Linked DNA regions of Homo sapiens: region 2 is linked to region 1. A link is a loop called in an ENCODE intact Hi-C map of the cell type or tissue named here. Cell type or tissue: endothelial cell of umbilical vein. All regions are shown on one strand. Links, peaks and the distances in the headings refer to the core of each region. The heading gives the core; the rest is flanking DNA.

Evidence for each region. Peaks named below come from ENCODE experiments on the same cell type or tissue, not always from the same donor. Only the 100,000 strongest peaks of a DNase experiment are listed, where the experiment ranks them.
Region 2: it touches region 1 in a loop (4-fold over the local background); 3 of 110 quality-filtered maps call a loop at or near these places.

Annotation. Positions count from the first base shown.
Region 1 is chr1:183,175,123-183,185,384 of GRCh38, reverse strand. No RefSeq gene overlaps it. Among named protein-coding and RNA genes, the nearest start is that of LAMC2, 6.0 kb to the left of the region's middle. RefSeq lists an enhancer at 4,265-4,384. In endothelial cell of umbilical vein, for the core only: no CTCF peak of the experiment used is centred there; DNase peaks (open chromatin) are centred at 4,504 and 4,894; H3K27ac peaks cover 1,439 bases.
Region 2 is chr1:183,057,267-183,065,266 of GRCh38, reverse strand. The region is part of intron 1 of LAMC1 (laminin subunit gamma 1); the gene reads right to left. Among named protein-coding and RNA genes, the nearest start is that of LAMC1, 38 kb to the right of the region's middle. RefSeq lists a silencer at 4,623-4,672. In endothelial cell of umbilical vein, for the core only: no CTCF peak of the experiment used is centred there; DNase peaks (open chromatin) are centred at 4,586, 5,076 and 6,167; H3K27ac peaks cover 2,837 bases.

The sequences.
Region 1 (10,262 bases), core at 150-8,149:
AAGTGCTGGGATTATAGGCATAAACACCATCCCTGGCCCACTTTATATTCCTAACTATAATAGTATCTAGCTTGCAGTTGGTGCTTAATAAATATTGGCTTGAAATGAATAAGAAAGAGGATCTAGATACCAAACTCTTTTACATCTTAGAGTGTATTTCTCAGCCACTCTCCATGGGCACTAGAGAAAATATTTGTTGAGACCAACTTTGAATGTTATCTACTAGCACAGTGCTAGCTGAAGTGAGTAATATCTAGACAACTGCAAATCTTGGTATAAACTATATTGTCTCTTCTCCTAAGGAGGCTAGTGACAATAATTCAGAGAGGTGGCTGTCAAGAAGGCTTTGGTTCCTGCTAGAGATTTAAAAATTGCTAGAGCTTTATAAATACACAATCTGTCCAAAACAACCAACCCTTCTTCTCAACATTGAGGCCTACAAAGGCCCCCAATAAATAGCTATTTGCTGACTAAATATATGAATATTCTCCAGATTGTTCTGTGGATGACAACAACATAAGATAATGAACAAATCATCCAGGGCAGACATAAGTGTCAAAGGTTCTAAAAACTTCGGTTCATGCATGTCATGGAGACCAGTGTGGGCTGACTGGGATAGCTAGGGATGGCTTTGTACAGAACGTGGAGTATGAACTGGGTGTTAGGAATAGCTGGGGTCTGAATACAGAACCCAAGAATGGTAGGGGCAAGACAGGTTGCTGCAAACTGGCTGACACCTATTCTAAAATCTCCAGCAATAAAACCTGAGGAATAGAAAAGAAACTCCAACTTTCTCATCCAAGGCTTGATTCTCTTCTACTCTGCCCAGGATTCAAACAAATTACACAAATATTCTTCTCTCTCAAAACTCAGAGTCTCCAGCTACAGCTAAGGTTTCAGTTCACAGAGACGGTATTTAGAATTTTCCCTTCTAGTCGCTGGTGCCTTGTGGAGGCTGAGGTCCTGTCCCTGAGTCCCATCTTTGTTGTGCAATTCACCACGGTCCTGCAGGAACAAGGAACAGGGCCCTACAAAATAAAGTCTTGAAGGAAGATTTCATTTTAGTGCAGATTGCTATAGTTTATTATATGTTAAAAGTTGGAACAGATGTTTTCATCTAGCATCATTTTGGGACAGTGATAATAGCAATACAAACACATAAGTAATGCTTACTATTTGCCAGTCGCTGTTGTAAATCCATTATCTCATTAAACTTTTAATCTTTAAAACAACTTTATGAATTAGGTGTACTGTTAATTTCCCCATTTTACAGACAAGAAAACACAGGCATGCGAAAGTCAGGTAACATGCTCAAAGTCACACTGCTAGTAAGTTGCAAAGCCAAGGTTCAAAACCAGGCCATATGACTCCACAATCCATTAGCTCTTTGTTACGTCAGATTAAAAAGTACCATAAAAAACAAAGACAAATTCACAACACTGAATGAATTCAACATGCAATCAAAAGTTATTTATCAATGACCATTATAACCTAGCCAGATTGTAGACTATTGGCCTACATCGATAAATTCAAGTCACAAAAGACTCTGAACAAATATTTCTAATTTTTCCCAAGATGTTAGTTCTGGAAGGACTGCCAGAGGTCATCTGGACCAGGGGCAGCAAATGGGCACAGGCCCCTGGGCACCAGACCCACCAGCAGCCTCTTTTATGTGAACAGTGCAGGATTTAAAACATATTTTTAAAATGTAAACGCCTTAAGGCAGGCACTCCCCAACTTTTCTCAGTTCCCACCTCTTCACATTGCCTTATTCTGGGCTTCTCCACACATCCAAACAACTGTCTGGCTCAGGCTTGACGCCCCTGCTCTGGCCTCATCCCTTACCTTGCTCAGGGACAATATCGACCCCTTTTACCAATCTGAGAATTCTTCTCTAGTGCATTCCTGAGGTTAAGAGAGTTCTAGTGGCCAAAAGTTGAGGCTTAGGCAGGTTCCCAGGGCCAAATCCTGGCTTCTATTCATCAAAGCAGTTACTTTGCTTTCTGTGATCCTTAGTTTCTTAATCTATAAAATGGAGATAATATTAAAACACTTACCTAGTAGGGTTATTAGAGTTAATGAATTATCTAGGGCTCAGAACAGCACCAGGCACATAATATGTACTATACAGATATAGCCATAATAAGAACAATAATTATTGTTTTAAAAATTATTATTATCTCTGAGTGAGCACTAATCATTTTTCTGTTGTTAAAATTACTAACAAACACCATATGAGAAAGATGAAATTTTTGCTTCAATCCATCTAATTAATTATTGAATCATTATTTTACAATTTTGTGGAACTCTTGGCCTAATCCAGGTTCATGCCCGTATTACCAATAATTACTTGGATGCTATTAATTATTTCATATTTTTGCTGCATATCTGGAAATTTCCTTCACATACAGATTTTCTTACCAAATGTTTCAATTTTTTTTTTTTTTTTTTGAGATGGAGTCTCACTCTGTCACCTAGGCCGAAGTGCAGTGGCACAGTCTCAGCTCACTGCAACCTCCACCTCCTGGGTTCAACCGATTCTCCTGCCTAAGCCTTCTGAGTAGCTGGGATTGGTGGCAGGTGCCACCATACGTGGCTAATTTTTGTGTTTTTTAATAGAGATGGGATTTCACCATGTTAGCCAGGCTGGTCTTGGACTCCTGACCTCAAGTGATCCTCCCGCCTCAGCCTCCCAAAGTGCTGGGATTACAGGCCTGAACCACTGTGCCCAGCCTGTTTCAAAATTTGTGAAACAGAGCAAGACTCTGTCTCAAAAAAAAAAAAATTGTGAATTTAAAACTTCACTTTCAGACAGGTAGGGATCTTACATTTCAAGGAAAAGGTAAAGGTAAAGATTTAAATGTATTCTTAGGATTACCTTTAATTAACACATGGCTTTTCAAAAAAGCAAAAACAAAAATCTATTTGCTTTTCCATATGGCCCAAATAAATATATATTTTTTCAAATCCAGACAAAAGTCAACTTAATACTACTCAGTAACAAAAAGGAATAAACTACTGATACATACACAGCATGGGTGAATCTCAAAGCATTGTGCTAAAACAAGCCAGGCACAAGAGCCCAGATACTACGTGATTCCATTTAAATGAATTCTAGAAAAGGTAAAACTACAAAGCAAGAAAGCAGATCAGTGGTTGCCAGGGACAGGGACTGACTGCAATGGGCCATGAGGATACTTCTGGAGGATGAAAGAAATATTACTGTGGTCAAAAGTAATCAATTGCTGGTGAGGCTCAGTGGCTCACACCTGTAATCCAGCACTTTGGAGGCTGAGGTGAGCAGATCACCTGAGGTTAGGAGTTTGAGACCAGCCTGGCCAACATGGTAAAATCCCATCTCTACTAAAAATACAAAAATTAGCCGGGACTGGTGGTGCACACCTGTAATCCCTGCTACTTGGGAGGCTGAGGCAGGAGAATCGTTTGAATCCGGGAGGCGGAGGTTGCAGTGAGCCGAGATCATGCCACTGCATTCTAGCCTGAGCGACAGAAAGAGACTCTGTATCAAAAAAAAAAAAAGAAAGAAAAAAGGCCAGGTGTGGTGGCTCACACCTGTAATCCCAGCACTTTGGGAGGCTGAGGCGCATGGATCACGAGGTCAGGAGATCGAGACCAACCTGGCTAACACGGTGAAACCCCGTCTCTACTAAAAAAAAAATACAAAAAAATTAGCCAGCCATGGTGGCAGGCGCCTGTAGTCCCAGCTACTTGGGAGGCTGAGGCAGGAGAATGCCATGAACCCAGGAGGCGGAACTTGCAGTGAGCCGAGATCGATCGTGCCACTGCACTCCAGCCTGGCCGACAGAGCGAGACTCTGTCTCCAAAAGAAAAAAAAACACAAAAAAAAACTCTATTGTACACTTAAAATTGGATTGTATACAAAATGTCTCAATAAACTGATATAAAAAAGAGAAAATCTCAAAAGAATATATTTCATAATTCAGATACTTTAATTCAAATGTGCAACCTCAAAGCAACCACTGGAAACATACCAGTGTTTGCATAAGTTGTGTGATAAAACCAGGCCTGACAAAACCATCTCTGCTGGTTTGGATCAGCACTAAGTGGCCAGCTCAGACCTTTGGGCAGAGACATCACCCAAGCATTGCAGGAGGAGCCCTCTTCTGGAAACCTGTTTTGGCAATTTACAAAAAGTAAAAGATGCTTTTTGAAATGTTTGCATAGGAGCATGAATTTTAAACCCATCTCAGACTTTTGTTCTAGAAAGTGAGCGCTTGAATTTTCATCTGATCCTCCCCAAATTTGTCCATTTAGAGTGTAACTCCTTGTGTTGGTGAGGATAATGCTCTACGTAGAAGTTCTCCAACCACAGAGCGGAAAAGGACTGGGGCATTCCCACCGGGTGTGGCCAGGAAGGCTGAGGCCCTGGAAGTCCCCTTTGTTCATTGTTGCTTTTGCAGCTCACAGTCATCACCCAGGGGACTTTTCTTTCTACAGTGCTGTATAAATCATTTCACAGAATGGTCATCTCCCCACCCAACCCCCCAAATAGAATTATAAGTAACATGTTGATTTTTCCCTTGAGTTCCATCATTACCTTAGTTTACTTTCAGAAGGAATGTCTGGCATGTCATCCTCTTTCAAACTCACTTATGATAAAAACTGAAGTACTGGCTGTTAACATGCCAGCAATGGACAGGGCTGTTGGTCCCAGTTCCCTGCCTTTTAAAAAATCTCCCCAGATAGTTCTAATTATGTCAGCATTCACATTACAATTTTAAATGTAAAATATAGCAATCAGGAAAAAAAAATTTTTTTAACTCCCCTTTGTTCTTAATTGGTAAAGGAAAATGTCCATAAATGGAAATGGTTCAGTGTTTCCTGGATCGTCTGGGTAAATTCTCTGAGGCTGGCCAGACTCCAGAAAACAATGTTCTCTGAAGCAAAACCCTGGCTGAAGTGGCAAGCTTCCATTTTATGCAGAAACATATGTGGTGTGCCCACAGCTAGTTTTCAGGGAGCGGTAGAGGCCAGACCAGAACTGAAGTAATGCCGTTTATTTATTAAAGGGACATGATCCTTTTTCTGTGGTTGGCTGATGGTACACCTGGGCCAGAGATGTGGTGGGAAATCAACACATGAAGAAGAACTTCATTTGCATCTTTTTTGGTGTAGCTATTATAGACAGAAATATTCAAATCAATTAATAGTTAAACAATACAAAAAAATGAGGCTGGATGTGGTGGCTGACGCTTGTAATCTCAGCACTTTGGGAGGCCAAGGTGGGTGGATCAGTTGAGATCAGGAGTTTGAGACCAGCCTGGCCAACACAATGAAACTCCGTCTCTACTAAAAATAAAAAAATAAAAAATAAATAACCCAGGCGTGGTGGCATGCACCTGTAGTCCCATCTACCTGGGAGGCTAAGGCAGGAGAATCACTTGAACCTAGGAGGCAGAGGTTACAGTGAGCCGAGATCACGCCACTACACTCCAACCTGGGCGACAGAGCGAGACTCCATCTCAGACAAAAAAAAAAAAAAAAATTGGGAAGGAGCACAGAGAAGAGGGGCATAAGCTGATAGAAAGCAAAATAGACACAGAAAAAAATCAGAACAAAACAGAGGACAAAAGATTCTGAGAGAGGGACATTTAGTAGATTTCAAGGCTGTGTCAGTTGTTGTGTTCCCTTAAACTGAAATTTGGGCATCCGTGCATCTGTGAAATGTTGATTAGTAGATGAAACATTGCCCATGGTTCCTCAACCATGCTTATGCTTGGACCATAGATATTCGAATTTGAATGAGAGGCAAAGGAGACCACTGCAGTGAAAATCTTGTCTCCATTGCAGTGGTGGGGGCCAGGGCTGTATCACATGCAGCCTTGACAAGATAAACTAGAAATGAGAGGTGGCTACCCTTAGATCAGAGATCCTACCTTTGCCTTTGTAAGGAAGAAATGAATTCAGGAAACAGTGTTTCTAAATGTATTTCTAAATTTAAATCTGAATTTTTCCACCTTTAATAATTTAAATTACAAAGTCTGAAAAACTCTATAGCATTTAGAAACCTGTCCTCTGCCTTTAAATGGGAAACTTTGGGTGTGTTTTCAATGTCTGATAATAATCTTGACAATTACAATACTAATAGCCAAACTGTAGTGAATATTCTGCATACGCCCAGCTCAGTGATGAGAGCCTTTATAGGGATTATGGAGTTCACTGTTCACCACCATCCCATGAAGCAGGTGTTATTATTATCCTCATTTTGAGGTTACCCAGGCTCCCACACAAATCCACACCGATACCTCTCTCTAGAATTATTATTCAACTACAATATAAAAACAAATTAAGCCACTCACTGAACAAATACGCTCTATAATTTAAAAAATCTTTCATAAAATATGACATGCCTGTTCCTTATAACATACACTGTATGTTCTATAGTCACCCCTCTGCAGCAGGTAAGCAATAAACAAGGTTTGGCTATTAGGGGTGCATTTTCCTTGTCATATTACCTTTGTTATTCTTCAGCATATGACAGCTTCGATTCTTATGCAACATCCTTTTATGTCATCCAATCAGATCTTGCATGGTTTTCTGTTGGTCTGATACCTTAATCCAGATATAAGAGTACGTTATTAAGTAATTCGATTCTTGAACGCCTTAGAACAACTGGAAGTTATTTTCGGCATAGTGATAATAGTCTGAGCTTGTGCAAGAGCTCAAGAATTTAGTAGCTATATCTCCGAACTCAGCTTTTCTAGGGCTGGGTTACACAGAAATCCCCAAACATTCCTGGGTGGTTCTTTTGCAGGAAACTTGCAGATTGGTTATTCCACTGCGCTCTAATGATGGAGAGAGCTACAAATAATCACAGAAAAATCTAGAGACCTTCCTCACTAACCTAAAAATTTCTCATAGTCTCAATATGTTTATTTAGATTAAGTAGGAAAATTAATTCAGTGATTCAGACAACTTAAACCAAAATGACACATTTGCCTCACCACCTGGCTGTTTTAGGTGAATTTATTTTAGGCCTGAATTATTTGGACAACTATTTCAGTGCTCTGTTTTTTATTATATGAATACAAAGTAAAACAAGGTTTAATTGTCATTGCTTTATCAAATTAACTAATGCCTTTGCTATTTTCTTTTCTCAGGGTCCTCTATTAATACAACCCTTATAATTTACTTCGAAAATTTCAGCTTAAGCAGAATATGGCTAAGTGGTTTTGCAACAAAATTGTTTATATGGAATTGAATACATCTATGTGCCTCAGGTAAACATAAAGTGGTGTGAAAGGAAAATAAATCATGGGACCCCCAAATCACTAAGCCAAAGGGAAGAGTCAAGCTGGGGACTGCATTACACAAACCTGCCTCCCATTTTGTTTCTAAATAAGATAGTTACAAAGATAAAAAAGCTACACACCTCTCTCACAATTTGCCCACTAGGAAATTCCTTGTGGGCCCCAAGATCAAGTTCTGTTGAATTTCACCCTGACAAGGTAAACTGATAGCTTATCTTTATGGGTACGGGACAAAGGACAGAACTTAAAGTTATCCCTCTACTCACCTGAGACAAATGTATATCTGATCACTTCCTCTGCCCTGTATTTTATCTTATGTAAAAATGCTGATTCGCTGAGCTAAAGGAATACATAAGTGACTATTCCTTTACCCACCCTTACATGTGAATGGCTAATCGAAGACTCAAAAGAATGCAACCGTTGGCCTCTTATCTATATACACCTTCAAAACATTCCTTCCTTTTTTCCTAATATCCGCCCTTTCCCCTTTAAATATTGAAGTTCTCAAAATCATTTTTGGAGAAAGGCATAGGTCTGTCTTCCAGGTGTAAGATGCCCTTAACTTTGGCTTCTAAACTTCTAAATTGATTGAGATTTGTCTAAGATACTTTTTGGTTTACAGTGGATTACACTTATGCTAAAAATTCTACACACACATGGATATGTATTACTTGAACTCTAGGTAGAAAATCTCCTTTTAAGAAAGATTTTGGGGGCTTTGGTTGATTCGGTTTTTTTGAGATGGAGTCTCACTCTGTTGCCCAGGCTGGAGTGCAGTGGTGTGATCTCGGCTTAGCTGGGACTACAGGTGCCCGCCACCACGTCCGGCTAATGTTTTGTATTTTTAGTAGAGATGGAGTTTCCCCGTGTTAGCCAGGGTGGTCTCGATCTCCTGATCTCAGGTGATGCGCCTGCCTCGGCCTCCCAAAGTGCTGGGATTACAGGCGTGAGCCACCGCGCCTAGCCAGTTGATTTGGTTTTTAGATTTTAATCTTGCACTCTCTCTCTCTCTCTCTCTCTCTCTCTATATATATATATATATATATATTTTTTTTTTTTTTTTTTTTGAGTTGGAGTCTTGCTCTGTCACCTAGGCTGGAGTGCAGTGGCGTGATCTCGGCTCACTGTAACCTCCGCCTCCCAGGTTCAAGCGATTCTTCTGCCTCAGCCTCCTGAGTAGCTGAGACTACAGGCGTGTGTGTCCAGCTAATTTTTTGTATTTTTAGTAGAGACGCGGTTTCACCATATTTGCCAGGATAATCTCGATCTCTGGACCTCATGATCTGCCCGCCTTGGCCTCCCAAAGTTCTGGGATTACAGGTGTGAGCCAACGCACCCAGCCTATTATCTTTTAAAAGGGGTGGGGCAGGGGGCGGCAATTCTAAATCTTTGGACCGTTTGAGGCCTGATGTAAAACCCATGTTAGAAGAAACTGTCTCATTGTTATCTGCGTGTTAATCTTTCTTGCTGGAAATTTCTGAAGAATTTTTATTAACTTGATAAATACATTTATTTTAATAAATATTATTTTAATGAACTTCCTCTTAGAACCAGATCTTGTCTAATCAGTCAACCACATTGTTGATTTTTCTTCTGGAATACAGACAGAGCTGAAACAGTGATAACAGAAAATGCCATGTTGATTCAGACCAATGTACCCTTACACCGAACCAAGCTGTATCTGACAGAAGCACCAGTGGATGTTTTGGGAGTGGGTTGCTCTCATTACACCAACTTCAGTGTTTAGGAAAACAGTCTAAAAGATCCTCATATTTTCTAATTCACATGCTATGGAATTATCATCCACAAATTTAACCAACTCTTTTAAATATTTTTAAAATATATTTTCTAGGTGTTGTTGGTCTGATAAATAAAATCAACTTTTATTATATTATTAATACAAGGACCTCACAATTGTTACTGGTTTTAGTGCTTTAGGATTTGCTAATCCTTTTTTCCAATCTCTTAAGGTTTTGTTAACTTTATCTATATGTTTCTTTGCCTTTCTGGCTGAAAAATCCTTTTAGACTCTTCTAGTAGCCTGTCCTGGCGATGATTTTTGTTTACTTTCCTTAGGAAGTTTCTAAGCTTTCCCATGTGTCTTGACAAAGAAAGATCAGATTGTAAAAATTTCTCACATTTGAATACACTTGTATACTGGGGCATAACTCTTTCTGATGGGGGTTGGGGGGAGTTCCAGACAGGTCACCTAGTATGATTAAGCCCAGTGCTGGCACCTGGCACAGGACAGTTCAGAGAGTGGGATTGGCAGAGCACTGAAATTCAGCACAGAGTTTCCCTTGCCATGCCATGCACCCTGGCACAGGCCTGCGTGCATCTAGAGGAAGGAAAACTTTTCTCTAATTGCTCTGCTTAGAGAGGCTCTCTTAACTTAATTTAATTTTTTATTTTTGTGGGTCCATACTAGGTATATATATTTATGAGGTACATGAGATACTTTGATACAGGCATGCAATGCGTAATAATCATGTCCTGGAAAATGAGGTATCCATCCCCTTAAACATTTGTCCTTTGTGTTACAAACAATTCAGTTATACTCTTTTATTTTTATTTTTTAATTTATTATTATTATTATTATTTTTTGAGACAAAGTCTTGCTCTGTCACCAGGCTGGAGTGCAGTGGTGTGATCTCAGCTCACTGCAACCTCCACCTCCTGGGTTCAAGGGATTCTCCTGCCTCAGCCTCCCAAGTAGCTGGGACTACAGGCGTGTGTCACCACACCAGGCTAATTTTTTGTATTTTTAGTAGAGATGGGGTTTCACCTTGTTGGCCAGGATGGTCTCGATCTCTTGACCTCATGATCCGCCCACCTCAGCCTCCCAAAGTCCTGGGATTACAGGTGTGAGGCACCACACCCGGCCACAGCTTTTTTTTTGTTTTTTTTTTTGTATCCATTAAACCTCCCCACTTTTCCTCCACCTCCTGCTACCCTTCCCAGCCTCTGGTA
Region 2 (8,000 bases), core at 1-8,000, 120 kb after region 1:
TACAGTCATGCACTGCATAACAATGTTTCAGTCAAAGACGAACCACATATAAGATGGTGTTCCTATAAATTATAGTACCGTATTTTTACCGTACCTTTTCCTATCTTTTGGCATGTTTAGATACACAAATACAGCAGGTCCTTAAGTAGTGTCATTTTGTTCAACATTGTTTCATTCAACACTGTTCAGTTATAATGCTGATAAGAAAAAAAAAAATCAGTTCCCAGCCAGGGCCACTGTCTTTGTGGAGTTTGCACATTTTCCCCATGTGCACATCCCAAATATGTGCACTTTAGGTTAACTGGCATGTCTAGATGGTTCCAGTCTGAGTGAGCGTGGGTGTGTGTGAGTGCACCCTGCAGTGGAATGGCATCCTAGCAAAGTTGGTTCCTGAGCTGCTGGGATAGGCTCCAGCCACATATGACCCTAAACTAGAATAAGTCAGAAAATGAATACAAATTATTGTCAACTACAAATTCATTGAATAAACAGTAATCATATAAATGTATCATAATGAACGATACAGTACAAAAGTATGTGGTGACCTGCCATATTTGTTATTTTGTTTTGGTTTTTTGGTTTGTTTTTTAATTATATGGTAACAGGAGGTGCCCCTTACAATTTTTGCTTTACAAACTTCATTCCTTGATTTAACCCAACACCACTACGGCCACTGTTACTCATTGATTCACCAAAAATTGGGTAAAAATTGTCTTACTTGTTTTTATTAATCTTTTAAAAATATACATATAACTCATGCTTATTTCAAAGTTTAGTTTTAGAAGTGTTTATGTTTGGTTATGTTTTTGTGACCAGAAGCATATTGAAGCCAGTAAGTAAGGACTTACTATACTTACCAATGTGTTACAATGGCCTCCAGTATTCAATACAGTCACATGCTATACAGGTTTATAGCCTAGGACCAATAGGCCATCCCGTATGGCCTAGGTATGTAGTAGGCCCATACCATCGAAGTTTGTCTAAGTTCACCCTATGACATTCACACAATGACAAAATCACCTAACGAGCATTTCTCAGAACGTACTCCATTGTTAAGTAATGCATGACTATATATACATATATATAGAAGCACTTACATCATTACTGCCCTGTACCATGCTCCAATGCCAGAGAAAGCCTAAACACATCTGCCTGGCTGGTGCCTGTACTTGGTCATAGTTTAAGAGTCAATTCTACAATAATAAAGTTTACCCACTTTGCTTCACAATACCTAATACAGATTTCAAATTTCAGGTCTTTTTTATACTTAAAGCCTGTCAATAAAAATTTAAGTAATTTGTCATTCAAAGTAAATTATCATAACACAGAATGAACTACGTGCGAGGTAAACATTATCCAAAGGCAATGGAGGGATCCGTATCAATTACGATGGATGAGCAAGGTATTACAAAAATAAAATTAATAAAATTAAGAGCATTATCCTCACAAAACCACCTGGGGAAGATTTCAAGCAAAAGCACCCTCTGTATTTGATAAGTTCATCCGATGTATGAATTTGACTAAACTCTTTATAATGATTCAAATGGAATTGATGAGACAGATGTGTCTCTGTCTTCCTGTGTTTGTTTTTGTTTCTGCAGAAAAAATACATGGAAGATTTATAAGACATTACAGTGTACTGTTTAAAGCAATGATAGGAGAGAGCAGGAGAATAGCATGGCCCCTACAAAAGCAACTGCTGACACATGTTCTAGTGGTCAGTTAGAAACATCAGATGTCAGCATCTTCCAAATAGTAACAGACAACGCCATTTAGGCTGTCATTTTCACTAAGGTACCTTGGAAGTTCTCACTACCAGGGTATGTATACCCAATACATTACAACTCCAACTTCTAACTTATTTTCATTTGCTTTGTGGCAATGTGCAGATCTGAGTATTTCTAATGAGGTGTTTTAAAAATAAATCACTTTGGTTGATAAATTATGTCAATTAGCTCTGAAATAAAACTCATATGCATGAACTTGCCTATCTTGCTGAACAAGCTCCCATCTTACTACACTAAGGACTGCAGAAAAGTGTTCATTTAGACTCAACATGTAAAACAAAAGAAATTTGACTATTCTGGAACTTTGAGTAAAAAGCTGACAGCCTTTTTTGACTGTTCAAAGTAACATCTTAAAATATTACAAGGTACATTCAAAAACTGTTTTTCTGCCAAACAATGAATTTAATATTGGATGTGGAGGCATTCACTAACTCCCTTCCTGCCCTCAAAATGTACTTAACTGATAACTACTGTGGATGTCACTAAATATGATTAGTAATACTACTTTTTTTTATTATTATTTTTTGATACTGAGTCTTGCTCTATCTGCCCAGGCTGGAGTGCAGTGGTGTGATGCTGACTCACTGCAACTCTGCCTCCTGGGTTCAAACAATTCTTGAGCCTCATCCACCCAAGTAGCTGGGATTACAGGCATGCACCACCAAGCACAGCTAATTTTTTTGTGTTTTTAGTAGAGATGGGGTTTCGCCATATTGCCCAGGCAGGTCTCAAACTCCTGGCCTCAAATGATCTGCCCACCTCAGCCTCCCAAAGTGCTAGGATTACAGGCGTGAGCCACTGCACCCGGCCAGTAAATAAAAGTTTTTTATTTTTTTAGACAGAGTCTCGCTCTGTCACCCAGGCTGGAGCGTAGTGGTGCAATTCTGGCTCACTCCACCTCCTGGGTTCAAGTGATCCTCATGCCACAGCCTCCCGAGTAGCTGAGACTACAGGCACGCCCCACCACGCCCAGATAATTTTTATATTTTTAGTAGAGAAGGGGTTTTGCCATGTTGGCCAGGTGGTCTCGAACTCCTGACCTTAGGTGATCCATGCACCTCACCTAATACAACTTTAAAACAAAATTTCCTCCTATTTCTCAAGTTTTCTGCACCCATATAATCAAATGCTGCCCTGAAACTACAAGACAAACTATTTAAAAAGCTATTAAAGTTCCACATTGTAATTTTTATCATGTTCTGACAAGAAAATAGTATTGATGCAGCAAAAAAGCTATTAGAATCTTCGTATCTTTGAAACTTTGAACTTTTTTAATTTTGCAAACAAAATATATAGAAATAAGTTTTAAGATGAAACCAAGTGAAGATTGAAACATAGATTTCCACCTTAAATTTAACGTACCAAATACAATAAACGTATATAACTGAACACTATTCTTACCTGTTTTATATATTGGGAGTCTGATTTCATGGGATAAAGGATTCTGTTACTAAGAAGATCTGAGAACTGCTGTATGCAAACGTGCAGAGTCAACTGGCACTATAGTCAGAAAAAGACATAGGCTTCCTTCTCTGCCATGTCCCAATGACGTACAGTGAGAATTTAATTGCCCAAAGTCTTAATTGCCTTACTAGATTATTAATATTTACTTTATCAGGTATTATGAGCATTCAATATAAATGATGTCTGTGAAGCCCAAGACTGGACAGAATAGGCACTCATTAGTTATTCTCTTCTTATATGGCCTTACATGTGTGTATTCACCTCAACATTAAATGAAAATAAGAGACAGAATGTATTAACTAGAATCATTTAAATTTCAATGTACAAATTCACAGAGCAAAACTGATTTCTGATTAGAATTCCTTTTGACATTTTTCATAATCTATGAACAAAAGAACTTACAGTAATATCTCAAAGTAACATAAAACTTAAAAGATATAAGCACTTTTTAAAAAAGAAAAAAAGATATAGATGTTGTTTTCCAAAAAGCACTATCAACAACAACCATAACAAAATGTCAGGAAACCATGTTATAATGAGACTATAGGAACATCTTGTAAATGCCAAAGAATACTGACAAATTATTTCCCAACTTTCCTTCTGGGCTCACAGTCCTATACAGATGAGCCTAGGGGAAGAAAAAAAAAACACCAACCAAAAAATCTAAAGACAAAAATTAAAACTGAAAGAACTGTTCCTCTGACAAATCAGAGTAGAAAGTTCAGGATTTAGGCAGAGTTTTCACACACTAATAACCAAAGACTAAAATGGAAAGGACTTTATTTTTGAAGGGAGTATGGGGGCTGGGAACCTTGGCACACCAAAATGTGAGATATCTAAAAGTGAACTGGTTTGCCAGAGTTTTTGTGGTTTGCTGTTTTCAGTGTCTCTCCTTTTGCCTTTCTGATCGACATCACCCTAGTCCTATCCCTCATTAACTCACATCTGGATTGCTACAATAACTTAACCTACTACCATTATACTAATTTTCCTGCAACTCTGCTATCTAACCATGTCACTTCTGACAAAAAAACTAAAATGGCTACCCTTCCTAACACATCTCAATTGGTCAGCTTCATATTCAAAGCCTTTCATGAAGTGATCATATCTTCCTATCTCTATTTTACACAAACCTACTTCTCAACACGATATTTTCTCAAACTGTCTCATTCTTGCCATCACAATAGCACTGATTTTGCATCCATATTTTGCTCATACTGTTATATCAACTTAAGATAACTTCTCTACTTCTGCTTTTCACCCATTCATTCGGTCATATAAGCATCTAATAAGTGCCTACTGTGTGTCTGGCATCAACTTAGTGCTAAGAATACAAACATGATTAAGATCTAGCTCTTGTCCCCAGGGAATGTAATGATAATTATGAGTCAGACATGTAAACAAATCGTTAGGACACAGTGTAGTAAGCACTGTAATATTGTGTACAGGGTACTATGGAAACACAATAGGCGTAGTGAGTCACTGCAAGAGAAAGTAAGACATGAGGAGAGCCTGGTCCAAGAGACTGCACAGTAGAAATAAAGTTTGAATTGAGTCTTAAAGGATGGCAAATGCAGGACAGAGGGACAGGGTAAAGGGGTAATTGCTTTTTTTTTTTTTTTCTTTTTTGAGATGGGGTCTTGCTATGTAGCCCAGGCTGGCCTTGAACTCCTGGGCTCAAGCAATCCTCCTGCCTCAGCCTCCTGAGTAGCTGGAACTATTGGTGCATGCCATACTACTTAAGATGAAAATGAAAATGCATGTCATGTTCCAGGAACTGCCAGAGATACAGCACAAATGGATTGCAAGGAGCAAGTGGGAAAGGCACATTCACAAGGACTTAAAAGTCTAGCTACATGATGAGGGGCCAAGGGTGATTTCTAAGCAGACAGTGAGTGGCATGATCAGATGTGAGGTTTCTAAAGGCTTGCTTTGAAAGGACTCTCCTTTCAAAATCAACAGAGCCCTCCCTACTATCACAATCCTCACGTTTCCTTCCTTGCTCCCCTTCCCACTTCAGGTACCAGAACAATAACAGCTGCCATCATGGAACATGTGATGTCCCCTACACAGTGCCAGAAACTTCCAACGTGTCATCTCATTTAATCTTTACAACATCTCTATAATCAAGGAACCTACAGTCAGAGAAATTAAATTTCTTACTCTGATGCACGTAGTTTGTAAGTGGTAAATGAAATCCAAACCTAACTAACTTCAGATTCTGTGGTTTCCTACGAATATGCCACACACGATCCCAGCCTGAACTGCACTCTCCTCACCCTCTCACTATTCCACGTTTGTGTCCCCTCTGTTTTACCTATCTTATAATTTGCTCCGAGACCCAGTTCAATGTCCTGAGTGGCCACAAATTAGTTGTGGACTTACACTGAGCAAGTCACTTACCTTGGCTAGTTCCTTCACTGAAATTAGGTGGCCACTCAGATCATTTCCATTATCTCCTGTCACACAATCTGGGTTAGTTATTTTTATTATTGGGCCAGAGTTTTGCTCCTGTTGCCCATACTGGAGTAGAATGGCATGATCTTGGCTTACTGCAACCTCCACCTCCTGGGTTCAAGCAATTCTCCTGCCTCAGCCTTCCATGTAGCTGGGATTACAGAGTTATTAATACAAACCACAAATGCTGGTATATAACAGGGCAAGTGGGCTTATCCAGTCTGGGATGCCAAGTTCCACCATGATGTAATGTATTAATAACCCATCCATCAATATGTATTCAGAACATCTCTCAAACCAGGAAGCTGAGCCTGAGTTAATAACAGCATCAACAATGAAGCTTCTCCCTTATCTCTGAGTAGGTTTCTTATTTTGCTAATACAGCCTCCTCAAAGCATGGATGTTCTGCCTGTGAAGACCTGAGCTAGAGGCCACTTCACTACCAGATGAGTCTAAGAAAATACACACGCACTAGGCTGCAGGGAACACAATAGAAGCAACTGCCTATGCATAACAAAAACAGAGCCTGTCATATCATAGTCATCTTGCAAGAAAATCTTCTGTGAGACGTTTTTTCCCAAGGGGAGAAAATTTTACATGTTATAAAACAGAACAACATATAGATATTACCTTCCTTGAAGAGCCCTTGCTGCTTTGATTGCAGCTGACAGGCTTTTCCTTTAAAATACATGTAAACATGTAGGTAGCTTTTTGTTGGTGGCTTTTTGTGAATTTTTTTCTACCCCATTAATCACCTTCTTTCATGCTCCAGGGAAACCAAGTAGGTGGGCAAAAATTCCTGGATGTTTTTGGGAAGGTACTCACACCCACACCCACAGACAGAAGAAATATTTCAAGTCTACATAAACAGTCTTAGGAGATAATTTGGGTAACAAGAAACATTAGTATAAGTAAAGACAAAATATTTACATATTGAGACATAAGAAGACATTACAGAAAAATGGGAACCGTGTATAAGAACTAAAAAACTTAAACCTGAATCCTTTAAGATGTGTTTTCACACACCAGACTCCCAAATCACCAAATCCATCATTCTTCATTTCAGTGAGTATTTGCTGGAGACAGAAAACAATATGAATCTCTATTATCAAATAACTGTCTAGAAGAAACAAAACCAGACTTAAATATACACCTGCCAAGCAAATTGAAATAACCATAGATGGGTCTTTATCACAAAAAGCAATGATTTCAAGAAGCAGACACATATAAAGATGTACAAAATGCAAAGCATTGTAAAATTCAGTCACCCTCAATATCCTTATGTTACAGGTATGAAATAGAACAACTGACCAAAAACTAGCATCCACTCAACTACACAAGTCAGCAGGCTTAAGATAAAATCCTTAAATTGCCTCTAAGTACACTTCCAAGAACTTACTACATTTAGAACAGAAATGAAGTAGCCAATAGAGACGAACTTTTAGAAAACTACATCATAGACAAAAAATAAATATGAAAGAGAACCTCTTTTTAGAAGGATCAAATATACTCAATGACATAAACTGATGGTTTATTTTTAAAAAGAGATGAAGTCTGCTATTATCTGTCAAACAAGAGCAAATCCTTCTAAAGAGGACTTCCAATTGTGATTCAATTCCTTATGCATTGAACTGCACATAAAAATATATAATATGTTTAGTTAGAGCACATAATATTTATGTAAGAAGGAAAAAAAGAACATCTCAATAGAGATTAAATGAGCATGATATATATGACATATATTTTCAACTTCCCAACCCTTCAGGCTTAGGCTACAGTTTGACAGCTGTCAAAAAAAAAAGTATGACAGAGTCTTGCTCTGTCACCCAGGCTGGAGTGGAGTGGTGTGATCTTGGCTCACTGTAACCTCCCCGGGCTCAAGCAATTCTCCTGCCTCAGCCTCCTGAGTAGCTGGGATTACAGGCGCCCACCATCATGCCCGGCTAATTTTTGTATTTTTAGTGGAGACGGGGTTTCACCATGCTGGCCAACCTGGTCTCAAACTCCTGACCCCAGGTAATCCACCCACCTCGGGCTCCCAAAATGCGGAGATTACAGGCGTAAGCCACGGCACCCGGCCAGCTGTCAAACTTTTAAAATAAATTTCTATATGGTTTGGGATAGTCAGGAAGTTTTCAGAGAGTCAGGCAACCTAGTGAAACGAGAGACTGGCCTGCCTCATGAAATCTGCTTACCCATCAAAGATAGCAAAGGGAGTGGTAAGGAATGAGGGCTGACCAAATAAAGTCCCTCACCACATCCAGAAAGCTGTGAAACAGACATCATTGTGCC